Regions from separate parts of the Homo sapiens genome. Here region 2 is linked to region 1. A link is an interaction called in ENCODE POLR2A ChIA-PET data of the cell type or tissue named here. Cell type or tissue: Caco-2. All regions are shown on one strand.

Region 1 (8,000 bases):
AAGAAGAAAGAAGATGAAAGAAGATGAAAGAAGAAGAAGAAGAATAGGAAGAAGAGGAAGAGGAAGAGGAGGAAGAAGGGTGAGGAGGAGGAGAAAAGAAAGAAGAGGAAGAAAGCTAAGGATAGAATCTTAGAAACCTTCACTGTTCAGGGCTGGCTGGGGAAGAGGAATCAGCAGAGGAGCTTGTGTTGGATCATCCAGAGAGGCAGGAGGGAAGCCAGGGGAGCGGTGGCATCCTGGAAGCTGATGGAAAACATGGTTTCCACGAGCAAGTGACCCAGCGGGTCAAATGCTGCAAAAAGGTCAGGATGAGGCCTGGCAAGGATCTGTGGTGGATGAATAGTGTCCTCCCAAAAGATACGTCCAAGTCTTGACCCTGACACCTGTGACCGTGACCTTATTTGGAAATTGAGTCTTTGTAGATATAATTAAGTTAAAGGTCTTGCGTTGAGGTCATATAGGTCCATCCTAAATCCTATAGCTGATGTCCTTGGATTTTTTTTTTTTTTTTTTTTTTTGAGATGGAGTCTTGCTCTGTCGCCCAGGCTGGAGTACAGTGGCACAATCTTGGCTCACTGTAACTGCCGCCTCCAGGATTCCAGAGATTCTCCCGCCTCAGCTTTTTTTTTTTTTTTAATATTTATTTATTTGTAGTTTGGTGGGGGTTTTTGTTTGTTTGTTTGGGTTTTTTGTTTGTTTGTTTGTTTAATAGCTCTGCTGGAACCAATATACATCTTTTCTTAAAGCAACATTCCTTTAGTTACTGCCATAGCGCTCCTCCTCTTGATAGTCAAGCTTCCTGGAAAAGTTGCTCCTACTGGTTTAGAACCCACCAAAGTCAACCAATGACCTCTTTATTTCTAAATCCAATGTGCCCTGTATTAGTTTCCTAGGCTGCCATAACAAAATACCACAAACTTGGCAGGTTAGAAACTGTGAAATAATGTATTATCTCATAGTTCTGGAGGCCAGAAATCCAAAATCAAGTTCTCAGGTAAGTTGGTCCCTTCTGGAGGCTCTGAGGCCCACACAGGCACCACTCCAGTCTCTGCCTCAGTCTTCACCTGGCTCGCTTTCTATGTCTCTGTGTCTCAAATCTCCTTCTCCTTTAATAAAAATTGAAAGACAGCAGGGCACGGTGGCTCATGCTTGTAATCCCAGCACTCTGGGAAGCCGAGGCCAATGGATTGCTTGAGCCCAGGAGTTTGAGACCAGCCTGGCCAACATGGTGAAACCCTGTGTCTACTAAAAATACAAAAATTAGCCGGGCCTGGTGGCAGGTGCCTGTGGTCCCAGCTACTCGGGAGGTTTAGGTGGGAGGATCGCCTGAGCCTGGGAGGTCAAGGCTGCAGTGAGCCATGATCACGCCCCTGCACTCCAGCCTGGGTGACAGAGTGAGACTCCGTCTCAAAAAAAAAAAAAAAACCCAAAAAACAAAAAAACCAACCAGACCAAAACAAACAAACAAAAACAAGCAAGCAAACAAACAAAAAGCACACTGCTAATGAAAAAAGGGTTCTTATGTTGATAGGCTTGAAAGGATAGGATTCACAGATTCACAGGATGTCAGGGCTGGTAGGAACCTTAAACACTGCCAAGTCATAAGCACAGGGCCTGGGGAGAATGAGCTAGTGCATGATATTATCGTGCTTTCCTCTTTTGCACTCCCTTTTGTGTGACCTCCTTCCCCTTCTGCCAGAGGCATCTGTTTGCCTCAGAGACGATTAGGATTGCAAAGAGAAATAGAAAGCCAATACGCAGCTGTGGACATCCAAAAAAATATTCCTCTGTGTAAGGCAAAGTAATAGCTTTGAAAGCCAGTCTTTGCCAAGAGAGAAAAGGATTTTCTAAACAATTTAGGCACGTGTTAACATATCAAGAGCTAGGCCTGTTGGACTAGATCACTGAGTTTTGCTGTGTGTGCCTGGGGTGGAAGGAATCCAGATGTGATGCAGTGGCTGTGGCCCCAGGATGGCTGCAAAAGGAAGCAGAGGCAAGGGACACAGGCCGTCCTACTACTGCTTCTTAAGCTCCTCCTCCAGGCCAGAGGCAGGGGTTGAGGGAGGTGCGTGTTGGAAGGGTTGAGGGACAGCTAAAGGCACAGGATCCTCAGCCCTCTGTCTTTTTTTTTTTTTTTTTTTTTTTTTGGAGATGGAGTCTTGCTCTGTCACCAGGCTGGAGTGCAGTGGCATGATCTTGGCTCACTGCAACCTCCGACTCCTTGGTTCAATCAATTCTCCTGCCTCAACCTCCCAAGTAGCTGGGATTACAGGCACCCGCCACCACACCCAGTAATTTTTTGTATTTTTAGTAGAGACGGGGTTTCACCATGTTGTCCAGGATGGTCTCCATCTCCTGACTTTGTGATCTGTCTGCCTCGGCTGCCCAAAGTGCCAGAATTACAGGCGTGAGCCATCGCGCCCAGCCTCCTCTGTTTTATTTGGAGCCCTAGGAAGTATCCCATAGTGGTCTGGACACTGTGTCCAGCAATCAAGAGGACAGGAAGTAACAATGAGCTGGGAAATGACTGCACAGGTGAGCCTGGGCCCCACACTTGGCTCCCCACGGCCACAGGGCATCCTGAAATCCCTCCAGGATCTGACCAGGGGACTTGCAAGAGCTGAAGGGCCTTGAGATTCCCAGAGTGTCAGGGCAGGAAAAAGAGACCAGTATATGTGCAGACCTCACAACAGGAACTCAGCCATGAGGACTCACCGGGCAGGGAGTGTCAGCAGGGCACTCCAAAAGGCCCACATGGGGGCTGGGCACAGTGGCTCACGCCTGTAATGCCAGCACTTTAGGAGGCTGAGGCAGAAGGATCGCTTGAGCTCAGGAGTTCAAGACCAGCCTGGACAACATAGTGAGAGCCAACCCCTACAAACAAATTTTTTTTTTTTTTTTTAGACAGAGTTTTGCTCTTATTGCCCAGGCTGGAGTGTAATGGGGCAATCTTGGCTCACTGTAACCTTCGCCTTCTGGGTTCAAGCAATTCTCCTGCCTCAGCCTCCTGGGTAGCTAGGATTACAGGCATGCGCCACCACGCCCGGCTAATTTTTTATTTTTAGTAGAGATGGGGTTTCACCAGATTAGCCAGGCTAGTCTTGAACTGCTGACCTCAGGTGATCCACCCACCTCGGCCTCCCAAAGTGCTGGGATTACAGGCATGAGCCACCACACCCAGCCTCCAAAAAAAATTTTTTTTAATTAGCTGAATGTGAAAAAAAAATTAGCTGAATGTGGTGGCGTGTGGCGTGTGGCTGTGGTCCCAGCTACTTGGGAGGCTGAGGCAGGAGGATCACTTGAACCCAGGATACTGAGGTCACAGTGAGCTATGATCGTACTACTGCACTGTAGCCTGGGTGACAGAGCGAGACTCCATCTCAAACAAAACAGAACAAAAAAACCAAGTATTTACAGAGACATGAGTCATCGAGAGGCTATCTAAACCGAGATAAGCTGCAGTGCAGTGATGACAGTTTCTTTCCACTTCCCCGGAGGGGCTCATGGCTCAGCAGATCAGCTGCAGGAAAGAGAGAAACATCGTCTCTCCGTGCGCCTTTCCTTGTATATTAATCTGCGATCCTGCTACACATGCCACTGTCAGTCAGGCCATGCTACGAAGCCTGGGGAGAACAGGGCAAGATTTCCGAGGCCTGGCCGGAGGCAACAGGCACATAGAAAAGGGGTATGGGGTCCGGAAGGTGCAGAGTAAATGTGTGCGTGGGGCAAGATTCCCCCAGGGATGGCTACAGGCACAGTTGCCTCTAGGATGGGATGTAGAGAAATCAAATTCAAGGGTACAAGTAAATATCTTTATATACCCTGGGGGCGACAGAAGGAAGCTTTTTGTGGGAGAACCCAGAAAAGAGAGCTCAGAAGGAGAAAAGTCTCCTAAGCTGCTGGGTAGAGACGGGCTGTTTGAGGTTTTTTTTTTTTTTTTTGAGACAAAGTCTTGCTCTATCACCCAGGCTGGAGTGCAGTGGCACGATCTCTGCTCACTGCAATCTCTGCCTCCCAGGTTCAAGTGATTCTCTTGCCTCAGCCTCCCGAGTAGCTACAGTTACAGGAGTTGGCCGCCATACTCGGGTAATTTTTTTGTACTTTTAGTAGAGATGGGATTTCATCACATTAGCCAGGCTGGTCTCGAACTCCTGACCTCAAGTGATCCTTACACCCCGGCCTCCCAAAGTGTGAGAATTACAGGTATGAGCCACTGCGCCTGGCCTGGGCTGGTTGAGTTTAATACAAAAGTCAAGGATCCTTCTCCTCGGTTCACTTAGTCCTCCCCACGGCCCTCGGCGTTTGGCATTCTCTCTTTTTTTCTTTTTCTTTTTTTTTTTTTTTTTGAGACAGGGTCTTGCTCTGTTGCCCAGGCTGGATTGGAGTACAGTTCGTCATCATGGCTTACTACCTCCCCGGCTCAAGTGATCCTCCCACCTCGGCCTCCTGAGTAGCCAGGACCACAGGCATGTGCCACCATGTCTGGCTAATTTTGTTTATTTTTTTGTAGAGATGTGGTCTTGCCATGTTGCCCAGGCTGTCCTCGAACTCCTGGGCTCAAGGAGTTCCACCCACCTCAGTCTCCCAAAGTGCTGGGATTATAGGCGTGAGCCACCACCCCTGGCAGTCCTCAGCATTCTTCAAACAAAACTAGGGCTGGGCATGGTGGCTCATGCCTGTAATCCCAGCTCTTTGGGAGGCTGAGGTGGGAGGATCTCTTGAGCCCAGGAGTTCAAGACTAGCCTCGGCAACATAGTGAGACCCTGTCTTTACAAGAACAAAACACAAAACAACAGAGTCGCTGTTTTCCCTCAATTCTATAGCAAGGACGAAATCAGGGAGTCCACAGGGCGCATGGATTTGAACCTGGGTCTATCTGGCTCCGCACTATGCTTTCCCTGCTATATCCCACTACCTGATTGAAGGAGAGAGATGGGACTTCTGAGGACAAGGGAACCTTCAGGTGAGGCTGGAGGTCAAGTCCCTAAAGACTTCCTTGCTTAGGGGGAGATTTAATGATTGGCCGCCATCATCTCAAGAGAAGAGACGATCCCTCTCCTGCCTGGTTTGCTTGACCGAACAACCTCACTGTGGAAGGTAGTGGTGAAGGGACACCACCTTGAGATGAGGTGGACCTGGGTTCATATTCCTGCACTGAGATCTTAGGCAAAACACTTAAGCTTGTGGAGCCTTAGATTTCATTCTTATAAAAATGGGATAACAATTTCCACCTTACTAAGCCGTGAAAAGCATTACATGAAGGGGAATGTAAATTGTGTGCCTACCACAGAGCCCGATACAGAGAACAGGTGAAAAGAACTGAATTTAACTCTACCTACCCATCTGTCATCCCTCCTGCAGCTCTATTCCGATCGGCATTTTCTTTTTCTTTTTCTTTTTTTTTGAGATGGAGTCTTGCTCTTGTCGCGCAGACTGGAGTCAATGGCGCGATCTCGGCTCACTGCAACCTCTGCCTCCCAGGTTCAAGTGATTCTCCTGCCTCAGCCTCTTAAGTAGCTGGGATTACAGGCACCTGCCAAAGCCCAGCTAATTTCTGTATTTTTAGTAGAGACAGGGTTTTACCATGCTGGCCAGGCTGGTCTCAAACTCCTGACCTCAGGTGATCCGCCCGCCTCGGCCTCCCAAAGTGCTGGGATTACAGGCGTGAGCCACCAAGCCCCACCTCAATCAGCATTTTCAAGGTTAAATGCCCTGGAAGAAGCCAGGCGAAGTAACTTAAAACCTGAGCAGGTTTAAGAGTCTTGCTCAAGCAAGCTCACTGGGCCCTTGAACTTTGGTGTTTTTTTTTTTTTTTTTTTTTTTTTGTACAGACATGGCCTTATTATGTTGCTCAGGCTGGTCTTGAACTCCTGGCCTCAAGCGATCCTCCCACCTCTGCCTCTTGAAATTCTGGAATGACAGGCATGAGCCACCGCACCTGGCCAGAACTTTGGCATTCTTAAACAAAAATCTAGAAAAGCTTTTCTTGTAAAGGAAACAGAGCAGTCTCCATGGGGGCTTAGCCTGCCCGGCACCTCTGGGGAGTATCAGAAAAGGCAGCCCAAGTTGGTATGGCCCATGACATCAGTGTTATAGTCCAGACACTGGGTGCATTCTGTCCACCCACCACGGGACAGGGCTCGGCCAGGTCCGCACCTGTCGGGGGTACGTGCTCTCTCAGTGATGGCTGGCCACTGACAGAAACAGTGCACTGACCTCAGTAAAAGAATGCCAAAGTCTGTCTTTCTTTCTCAAGTAATGTGGAGGAAAAGGAGCTCCTGCCAGGTGCAGAAGAAAGAAGAAAACCCGTTCTTGGCAGCAGGGGGATCAGGTTGCCACAGCAACGAGCTTCTTCCAAGTCCACTCATTATGTGGCTTTTGAATTAGACTTCCTTCTGTACATCTCACTGCACTGATTCCCTCGTCTTCGGCCGGCTCATTTCCCGAGCTTCTCCTGGGGAAATCAACACAGAGGGGAGTCTGACCTCTCCTTTCAAGGCTTGGTCCTGCTTGTCCCTGGGATGACACAATATTTACTTGTTGGTTTACACTTGGAAGAACCTGATCGCCGTGCAGAATGAAGAGCCCCTCCTCCTCTGTGGGTGGGAGCGTTGACTGGTACAACTTCTTTGAGCAGCAATTTGGCCCAATACAAGTGCATACCCTTTGATCTCACGGTTCTGGGGCTTAACCCCGGCATGACAGCATTTTTGTATAATAACAGCAAAAAGCTGGAAACGACCTTCACATCACTGATGGGAGATGGGTTAAATATCAGCTAAGCCACCAGACAGCTGAAGGAATAATGAGCTAGAGCTTATGTACCCATATGGAAAGATGTACTGTTAAGTTAAAAAAAGCAAGTTGTTCAAACTCATAGAAACAGAAAGGGGAAGGGTGGTTGCCAGGGGCTCGGGGCAGGGAGGAATGGGGTTGTTTAATGGGTATAGAGTTTCAGCTTTGCAAGATGAAAAAATTCTGGAAATTGGTTGTACAACAATGTGACTATAACTACTGAATTCTAAACTTAAAAATGATTAAGGCCAGATGCAGTGGCTCACGCCTGTAATCCCAGCACTTTGGGAGGCTGAGGCGGGAGGATCACGAGGTCAGGAGATCAAGACCATCCTGGCCAACATGGTGAAACCCCTTCTCTACTAAAAATACAAAAATTGGCTGGGTGTGATGGCGGGCACCTGTAGTCCCAGCTACTTGGGAGGCTGAGGCAGGAGAATCGTTTGAACCCGGGAGGTGGAGGTGGAGGTTGCAGTGAGCCGAGATCGCACTACTGCACTCTAGCCTGGGACAGAGCGGGACTCTGTATCAAAAAAAAAAAAAAAATTAAGATGGTAACTTTTATGTTGTATGTTCTTTACCACATAAAAAAAGTCAAGTTGCAGAATGGAATTATACTTATTGCATTTGTGTGTGTGTGTTTTTTAAAAAGGGCTAAAACAAGTTTGTGAGGAGACAAAATAAGCTGTTGTCAGTGCTTACCTTTGCAGTTGAGGGGCATTAAAGGGGGAAAATATGTTACTTTTCATTTTTTTCCCTTCTAAGGAGCTTTTTTTTTTTTTTTTTTTGGATACAGAGTTTCACTCTTTCGCCTAGGCTGGAGTGCAGTGGCAGGATCTCGGCTCACTGTAACCTCTGCTTCCTGGGTTCAGGCAATTCTTGTGACTCAGCTCTCCAGTAGCTGGGACTACAGGCGCCGGCCACCACACCCGGCTAATTTTTGTATTTTTAGTAGAGACGGGGGTCTCACAATGTTGGCCAGGCTGGTCTTCAACTCCTGGCCTCAAGTGATCCGCCCGTCTAGGCCTCCCAAAGTATGGAGAGCTTTTTAAAAATATATAATTAATTTTGACAAGCCAATAAAGATAAGGAGATGAAATTACTATGCCTGATCTATAGAAAGTCAGCATTAATTCAGCAGATATTTACTGAGTATTAACTTACTATGTACGAGGCACAGTGCTAAGGACTGCAGATACAAGGGC
Region 2 (8,000 bases), 240 kb before region 1:
AATCAAATGACAATAAACTTGGCCACCACTTTTCAGAATATTTATGTTAGAAAAGGCTCCAAAACAAACTTGTTGATGAGTAAAGGAAATGCCCCTGGACTAGAAATTATATGCCAGCCAAAACAGTGCTGCATTTGAAAATTAATGAGGTGTATATGCTTGAGGAGACCAAAATGCAGACAAGCCTTCTCAAAAATCTTTTCTCTTCCCCCACTCAGATATTTGGCTTCCAACTCTGGAGGCTGTCATACTTCAGGGGGGAAACTGCTATCCAGAAACAATCAACTGAAAGACTGGTCTGGTTGGAGCCAAGTTTGAATGCATCAGTTTTCATGAGAATTAACAATGACCTTCACACTAAAAACATTAAAATAGCCCCAGTATACTAGAAAGTAAATTAATAGATGTCATTTCTGGCATTTGTAAGGTACAACTAATACTAGAGCATTTCTACATTTTAATAAATTGCATGGTGCTTATTTAACTAACTTTGAATAAGGAGTATTTGAGTTTATCTCCTCTAAAAATCGCAATCTACCTCACTCTCAACAATAGACAGAACAACTAGGTAGAAATTAGTAAGGATATTGAAACAGTTCAAATGTGTGCCCCCTCCAAACCTCATGCTGAGATATGATCCCCAATGTTGGAGGCGGGGCCTAGTGGGAAGTGTCTGGGTCATGGCGGCAGATGTCCTGGGAGTGGCTTGGTGCCCTCCCCGCAAGTAATGAGTTCTCACTCTTTTAGCTCATGTGCATGCTGGTTTAAAAGAGCATGGGATCTCTCTTGCTCCCTCTCTCGCCATGTGACACTCCTGCTCCCCATGTGCCTTCTGTCATAAGTAAAAGCTTCCTGAGGCCTCTCTAGAAGCTGAGCAGACGCTGGTGCAATGCTTGTACAGCCTGAAAAACCATGAGCCAAATAAACCTCTTTTCTTTATAAATTAACCAGCCTCATGTACCCCTTTTAGCAACCCAAAACAGACTAATGCAGACATATAGGATTTGAACTACACCATCAACCAAATAGAATTAACAAACATATAGAACACTCCACCTAACAATGGCAGAATATACACTCTTTTCAAGCACACATGGAACACTCCCCAGGTCACAACACATACCAAGCAATAAAACAAATTTCAGTACATTTAAAAGGATTAAAATCATTCTGTGATGACAATGGAATTAAATTAGAAATCAAAAACAGGCCAGGCATGGTGGCTCACACCTACAACCCCAGCACTTTGGGAGGCTGAAGCAGAAAAATCGCTTGAGGCCAGGAGTCAGAGACCAACCTGGGCAAAATAGCAAGACCCCCATCTCTATAAATATTATGTATATAAAGAATATATGGCTGGGCACAGTGGCTCACGCCTGTAATCCCAACACTTTGGGAGGCCAAGACAGGTGGATCACCTCAGGTCAGCAGTTCAAGACCAGCCTGGCCAACATGGTGAAACCCCGTCTCCACTAAAAATACACAAATTAGGCAAGCATGGCGGCGGGTGCCTATAATCCCAGCTACTCAGGAGGCTGAGGTAGTAGAATTGCTTGAACCCTGGAGGTGGATGTTGCAGTGAGCCGAGATTGTACCACTGCATTCTAGCCTGGGTGACACAGCAAGACCCCATCTCCAAAATTTTATATATATATATATATATATATATATATATATATATATATATATATATAAAGAAACATAATAAAGAGCAAAAGAAAATTTGGGAAATTCATAAATATGCAGAAATTAAAGAGCACACCCTTAAACAGCCAATGGGTCAAAAGAGAATGAGAGAAATTAGAAAGTACTTTGAACTAAACAATTTATCAAAATTTCTGGAATACAGCTGAAACAGTGCTTAGAGGGAAACTCATAGGTTTATATTAGAAAATTCACAGCCTACACTGGAAAAGAAGATCTGAAATACATGCGGTAAGCCTTTACCTTAAGAAACTAGATGAATATGAAATTCAGCTAATTTTAAAAAAGGAAACTAGGAAAAGAGCAAATTAAACCATGGTAAGTAGAAAAAAGGAAATTAAAGTGGTAAGCAATGATACAGAAAACAGAAAAACAGGCCAGGTGTGGTAGCTCACGCCTGTAATCCCAGCACTTTGGGACGCCGAGAAAGGCAGATCACCTGAGGTCAGGAGTTCGAGACCAGCCTCACCAATATGGTGAAACCCTGTCTCTACTAAAAATACAAAAATTAGCCAGGTGTGGCAACAGGCGCCTGTAGTCCCAGCTACTCGGGAGGCTGAGGCAGGAGAATCACTTGAACCCGGGAGGCGGAGGTTACAGTGAGCTGAGATTGTGCCACTGCACTCCAGCCTAGGTGAAAGAGCGAGATTCCGTCTCAAAAAACAAAACAAAACAAAAAACAAAAACAACAGAGAAAATCAATAGTCATAAAAGTTTGTTGTTTGAAAAGAACAAAATTGATAAACCTTTACCTAGACTGCCAAGAAAAAAACAGAAAATACATACAAAAATCAGAAATGCAAAAGGAGGCCGGGTGTGGTAGCTCACACCTGTGATCCCAGCACTTTGGGAAGCCAAGGAGGGTGGACCACCTGAGGTCAGGAGTTCAAGACCAGCCTGGCCAACATGACAAAGCCCTGTTTCTATTAAAAAAAAAAAAAAAAAAAAAAAAAAAACAAGAATTAGCCAGATGTGGTGGCACGCGCCTGTAATCCCAGCTACTTGGGAGGCTGAGGCAAGAGAATCGCTTGAACCTGGGAGGCAGAGGTTGCAGTGAGCCGAGATCATGCCACTGCACTCCAGCCTGAGCAACAGAGCAAGACTCCATCTCAAAAAAAGAAAAAGAAAAAGAAATGCAATGGTCAAATTCCTAGGAAGGCATAAATTATTGAAATTGAAGAAAGAAATAGAACATCGGAATAGATGTATAACAAGTAAGGAGACTGAAATAGTAATCTTCCCACAAAGAAAAGCCCAGGTCCAGAAAGCTTCGCTGATATATTTCTCCAAATACTTAAGAATTAATACTGGCTGGGCGCGGTAGCTCATGCTTGTAATTCCAGCACTTTGGGAGGCCCAGGTAGGCGGATTGCTTGAGCTCAGGAGTTCGAGACCAGCCTGGGCAACATGGCAAAACTGCCTCTACAAAAATGAGCCAGGCATGGTGGCAAGTGCCTGTTGTCCAAACTACTCGGGAGGCTGAGGCAGGAAAATCACTTGAATCTGGGAGGTCGAGGCTGTAGTGAGCTGAGACCACACCACTGCACTCCAACCTGGGTGCCAGAGCAAAACCATCTCAAAAAAATAAATTAAAAATTAAAAAGAATACCAATCATTCACAAACTCTTCCAGGAAACAGAGGAGAAAACACTTCCCCAACTCATTTAATGAAGCTGGTATTATTCTCTGATTCCAAAGCCAGAGAAAGACATCAAAACAAAACTACAGGTGAATATGCCTTATTAACATAGTCACAAAATTCCTCAACAAAATACTAGGAAATGAAGCCAGGACTGGAACCAAATATTCTGTATCCTTATCCCTGTAATCCTTCTCTCATTCCAGTGATTCTCAACCCTTACCCTTCACAATGAAATCATCTGGGAAGGTTTTTAATTGGTCTGGAATGGGGCCTAGACCTCATCTCTTTAAAAAGCTTAGCAGGTAATTCTAATGCAATGCCATGTCAAGAGCTACCCTATGTAATGCTAATTTGGCCTAATTTAAGCTTACTTTATATGGAGAAATTAAATATGCTCCACCCATGTTCGTGATGCCAATGATAGATCATGGCAAGTAAATAGTGCGAAGCAGGTTTAATCCACCTAATAAGCAGTAAGTAGCCTTTCCTCTGATACTGTTTTAAGGCACATCATCTTTTGCTGTGTTTTGAACAATGATTCAGTTTTTAAGTTAAAATTTTTTGACAATAAACATGTTATTATTTCCATGATCATTTTTAATATTTTTTCACATTGAAAAACTTAAGAATGAATAACAAATAATTTTTTTCTCAAATTCCTTTTTAACAAACGAATAATTTAATAAACAATCATGTGAACACTTCTAGGAGGTGTCAACTCCCATCTCATGAAGTTTAGCATTAAACTCAGACATCTAGAGAACAGGATACAGACCAGGGATATCCACTGTCACAAATTATCAACACATTTCCCAGCTTCCATGGTGTCTTGGCATCTTAGCTATGGACCTCCCAGGACCTGGAGGACACAGGGCAACAGAGACCACAACAAATTCACACATAGCTCCTGGAGCAGAGGACAAAGAGCAGTGAAAATGGACCCCCAAGCTCTGGCTAAAAATTGTTAATTTGTTCAAAAGTTTCCAACAGGAGAGAAATTTCATTTTCCAACATACTTCTTCCATAAAATGTATTTGTAGACTACCACTAAAGGTTTGTCAAGGGGAAGAAAATGGCTAAAGAACAACCCAATAAAGAGATAAAATCTGTTATCTCTAGATGCACTTCTGTGAATTTTCTATCTAAATTTAATGCATACGATATGATGCAGTATCTTCTAAGTTCTCTTTTATATACAGTGTAGTACATTTACTAATAAATATTAACTGGTTTTTATTTTATTTGAGACAGGTTCTCACTCTGTTGTCCAGGCTGAAGTGCAGTGGTATGATCACGGCTCACCGCAGCCTTGACCCACCAGGCTCAAACAATCCTCCCACCTCAGCCGCCTGAGTAGCTGGGATTATAGACTTGTACCACCACACCCAGCTAATTTTTAAATTTTTTTGTAGAGATGAGGTCTCACTGTTGCCCAGACTGGTATCGAACTCCTGGGCTCAGTTAATCCTCCCACTTCGGCCTCCCAAAGTGCTGGGATTACAGGTGTGAGCCACTGTACCCAGCCAATATTAACTGTTAAAAGTAGTTTCGGATGGTATTTCCTTACTCTAAGTTCATAGCCTCCTATAAATTCCTAAAGCTTGATCTGCTAATAATTGGTATATTTTTTCTCTAATTTTCAGGCACCAGTCCCAGAAAAAATAAGCAAATGCAACTTAATTCAGCAACAGACACCAATACTTTTAGCTTCAAACTAGGGAATGTGTTTTACCAGGAAGGTCAGAGAAGGAACAGGTTGGGTGCTAGCCTTAAGTGAAGCTCAGCATGCAGATAATTAGAATACCCATCTTTGCAACAGTGAATTATACCTATTTTACTGGTGTATTTTACATTATATTTATCCTATATGCCTGAAAAATCATTTAGTGGCATCCAAATTGTAAAACCACATGGCCTACCAATTAGAACCAAAGGCTGTTCAGAACACTCACCAGTTTCATTCTTAGAATGCATGATTAAAAGTAGGTGAAGGGTGTCCCCAGAAGCAGGTGCTACTCAAGTTCTGCTGCCTGGGTTACTTTCCAGCATCACTACCAATATAAGGATTGGGAATCAGGGTGTGGAGAGAGATCTTCTCTATTCACTCACCTAACAAGTATTTACTAAACAACTATAGGTTGGCACAAAAGTAATTGAGGCTTTTGTCATTGCTTTTAATGGCAAAAGCTGCAATTATTTTTGCACCAACATAATACTATTGTGTTAGGTCCTGTGCTAGGTACTAGATACACCTATGATCTCTGCTCACATAAAGCTTTCAGTCCAGTGGGACAACAGAGATCAAATCAATGACAACAAACAAATAAATTCAAGTTGTGATCAATATTTTACAGAAAAAGAAAAAAGGATATGAGAGAGCCCTGAACTCTCCAGTATTTCCTTCTTTAATGTTATATGATAATAAACTTTTCACATTGCTCTTTATATTAATATACAGTCAATTGTTTACGATGCTAAAACTCTTTGAAAAGTAGAGATTTCAGGGGAAGTCATAAAAACAAGTAAGTTAAGGCACACAGTGTCATTTACTCACTTTACTCTCACTTGCTTGGATGCTCTAGAGTTCATGTACTAGTTGGTCAGCACATATACTTACCTCACATCCATGCCTTATTCAGTTCTTCCTTAGCTCCTTGTCCCAACCTCTCTTTCCTTGCATTCATTCAAGAAATATGAGGGCCTACTGTATGCCAGATACTCTCTGTTTGTTGCTGGGGATACAGTAGTGACTGAAGGCCCCACCTTCAGTGAGTTTACAGTTTCATGAGGGAAACATACATAAAGTAAGTTCTAATTTGTGTGAAGAGTATTTCCAAAGAAAACAGACACTATATCTTAACTGATTTGATTGTTCCCATAATTCAATTCATGTATTCAAATGGCTTTTTTTTCTTTCTTTCCTGAGATGGAATCTTGCTCTGTCACCCAGGCTGGAGTGCAGTGGCATGATTTTGGCTCAATGCAGCCTCCGCCTCCCAGGTTCAAGCTATTCTCCTGCCTCAGCCATCCGAGTAGCTGGGACTACAGGTGTGTGCCACCACGCCTGACTAATTTTTGTATTTTTAGTAGAGACGAAGTTTCACCATGTTGGCCAGGCTGGTCTAGAACTCCTGATTTCAGGTGATCCGCCTGCCTTGGCCTCCCAACGTGCTGGGATTACAGGTGTGAGCCACTGCGCCCAGCCAACATTGTAATTATTCACTTTGAATCCATTAGAGCTAGGAGTTCTGTGAGAATGAGAACCATGTCTTACACAGATTTGTATCTCTAATAACTGGCCCTGTCTTTAAGATACAAAAGCCATCTAAGGTGGTGGTTCACGTCTGTAATCTCAGCATGCTGGGAGGCTGAGGTGGGCGGATCACCTGAGGTCAGGAGTTCGAGACCAGCCTGGCCAACATGGTGAAATCCCATCTCAATTAAAATAGAAAAATTAGCCAGGCATGGTGGTGCATGCTTGTAATCCCAGCTACCAGGGAGGCTGTGGCAGGAGAATGGCTTGAATCTGGGAGGCGGAGGTTGCAGTGAGCCGAAATTGTGCCCCTGCACTCCAGCCTGGGCAACAGTGCCAGACTCCGTCTGAAAAAAAAAAGTGAATAATTACAATGTTTTAAGAAAGACACTAACATCTAGACAAGTGTAACATTAGCTAGCACACATGCCAAGAGTGGGCATGCCCTACTACTGGCAAATTCAAGTCTTATGTGGCCTTTTGTGTGAGACACATGTGTACATTAAAAATAAAAAGAATTGCTTGTTTCTTTAAAACAACAATTAAAATAGTTATGTATTTTTCAGTTATCATAAGAGCAGAAAGATGGTACTGCCCAACACTGGAAGTCAGAGAAAAAGAGAAACAAGATCTTTTCTATGCAAGATAGCACTAGGGTACATAAAAATGGCGTCTCGGCCAGGCACGGTGGCTCACGCCTGTATTCCCAGCACTTCGGGAGGCCGAGGCGGGTGGATCACGAGGTCAGGAGATTGAGACCATCCTGGCTAATATGGTGAAACCCTGTCTCTACTAAAAATACAAAAAATGAGCCAGGCGTGGTGGCGGGTGCCTGTAGTCCCAGCTACTCGGGAGGCTGAGGCAGAAGAATGGCATGAACCCGGGAGGCGGAGCTTGCAGTGAGCTGAGATCGCGCCACTGCACTCCAACCTGGGCGACAGAGCAAGACTCCGTCTCAAAAAAAAAAAAGGGGGGGGGTCTTGAAAGTATTTTATCTTCATGATCAGTTGGTATTAAAGTTTCAAGCTATTTCCTGATAACATTCCCCAAAAGTAAGACTCCTCTGGGCCCCTACTAATATGCGCCCACGAGTCTGTCCTGATACAGCCTAAAAAGATACGAAAGAGAAGACAGATGTCTCTGTGTTCCCTAACTTGGTTTGATTACCTCTCTTGCTTTCTGGTTCTTGAGCCCTACCCTGTCCTACAGCATCCAATGGAATTGTTTCCTCTCCTGCTTCTTACATATAATGTTATTTCTAAACATGTTTCTTTTCTTTTTTGTTTTTTGAGATAGGATCTTGCTCTGTCACCCAGGCTGGAGAGCAGTGGTGCAATCTTGGCTCACTGCAGCCTCAACTTCCTGGGCTCAAGCAATTGATCCTCTTGCCTCAGCTTCTTC

The links. ChIA-PET counts read pairs that join two places held together with the same protein. Peaks named below come from ENCODE experiments on the same cell type or tissue, not always from the same donor. Only the 100,000 strongest peaks of a DNase experiment are listed, where the experiment ranks them.
Region 2: POLR2A ChIA-PET joins it to region 1 with 10 read pairs; 3 of 35 experiments call an interaction of 5 or more read pairs at or near these places.

Annotation. Positions count from the first base shown.
Region 1 is chr22:40,708,281-40,716,280 of GRCh38, forward strand. No RefSeq gene overlaps it. Among named protein-coding and RNA genes, the nearest start is that of MCHR1, 33 kb to the left of the region's middle. RefSeq lists enhancers at 3,325-3,619, 3,643-4,159, 5,123-5,998, 5,999-6,873 and silencers at 3,433-3,552, 7,695-7,861. In Caco-2, no CTCF peak of the experiment used is centred here; DNase peaks (open chromatin) are centred at 3,481, 6,072 and 6,571; H3K4me3 peaks cover 327 bases.
Region 2 is chr22:40,468,588-40,476,587 of GRCh38, forward strand. All of the region lies in intron 3 of MRTFA (myocardin related transcription factor A), which reads right to left. Among named protein-coding and RNA genes, the nearest start is that of MRTFA-AS1, 49 kb to the right of the region's middle. RefSeq lists an enhancer at 3,288-3,946. In Caco-2, no CTCF peak of the experiment used is centred here; no DNase peak of the experiment used is centred here.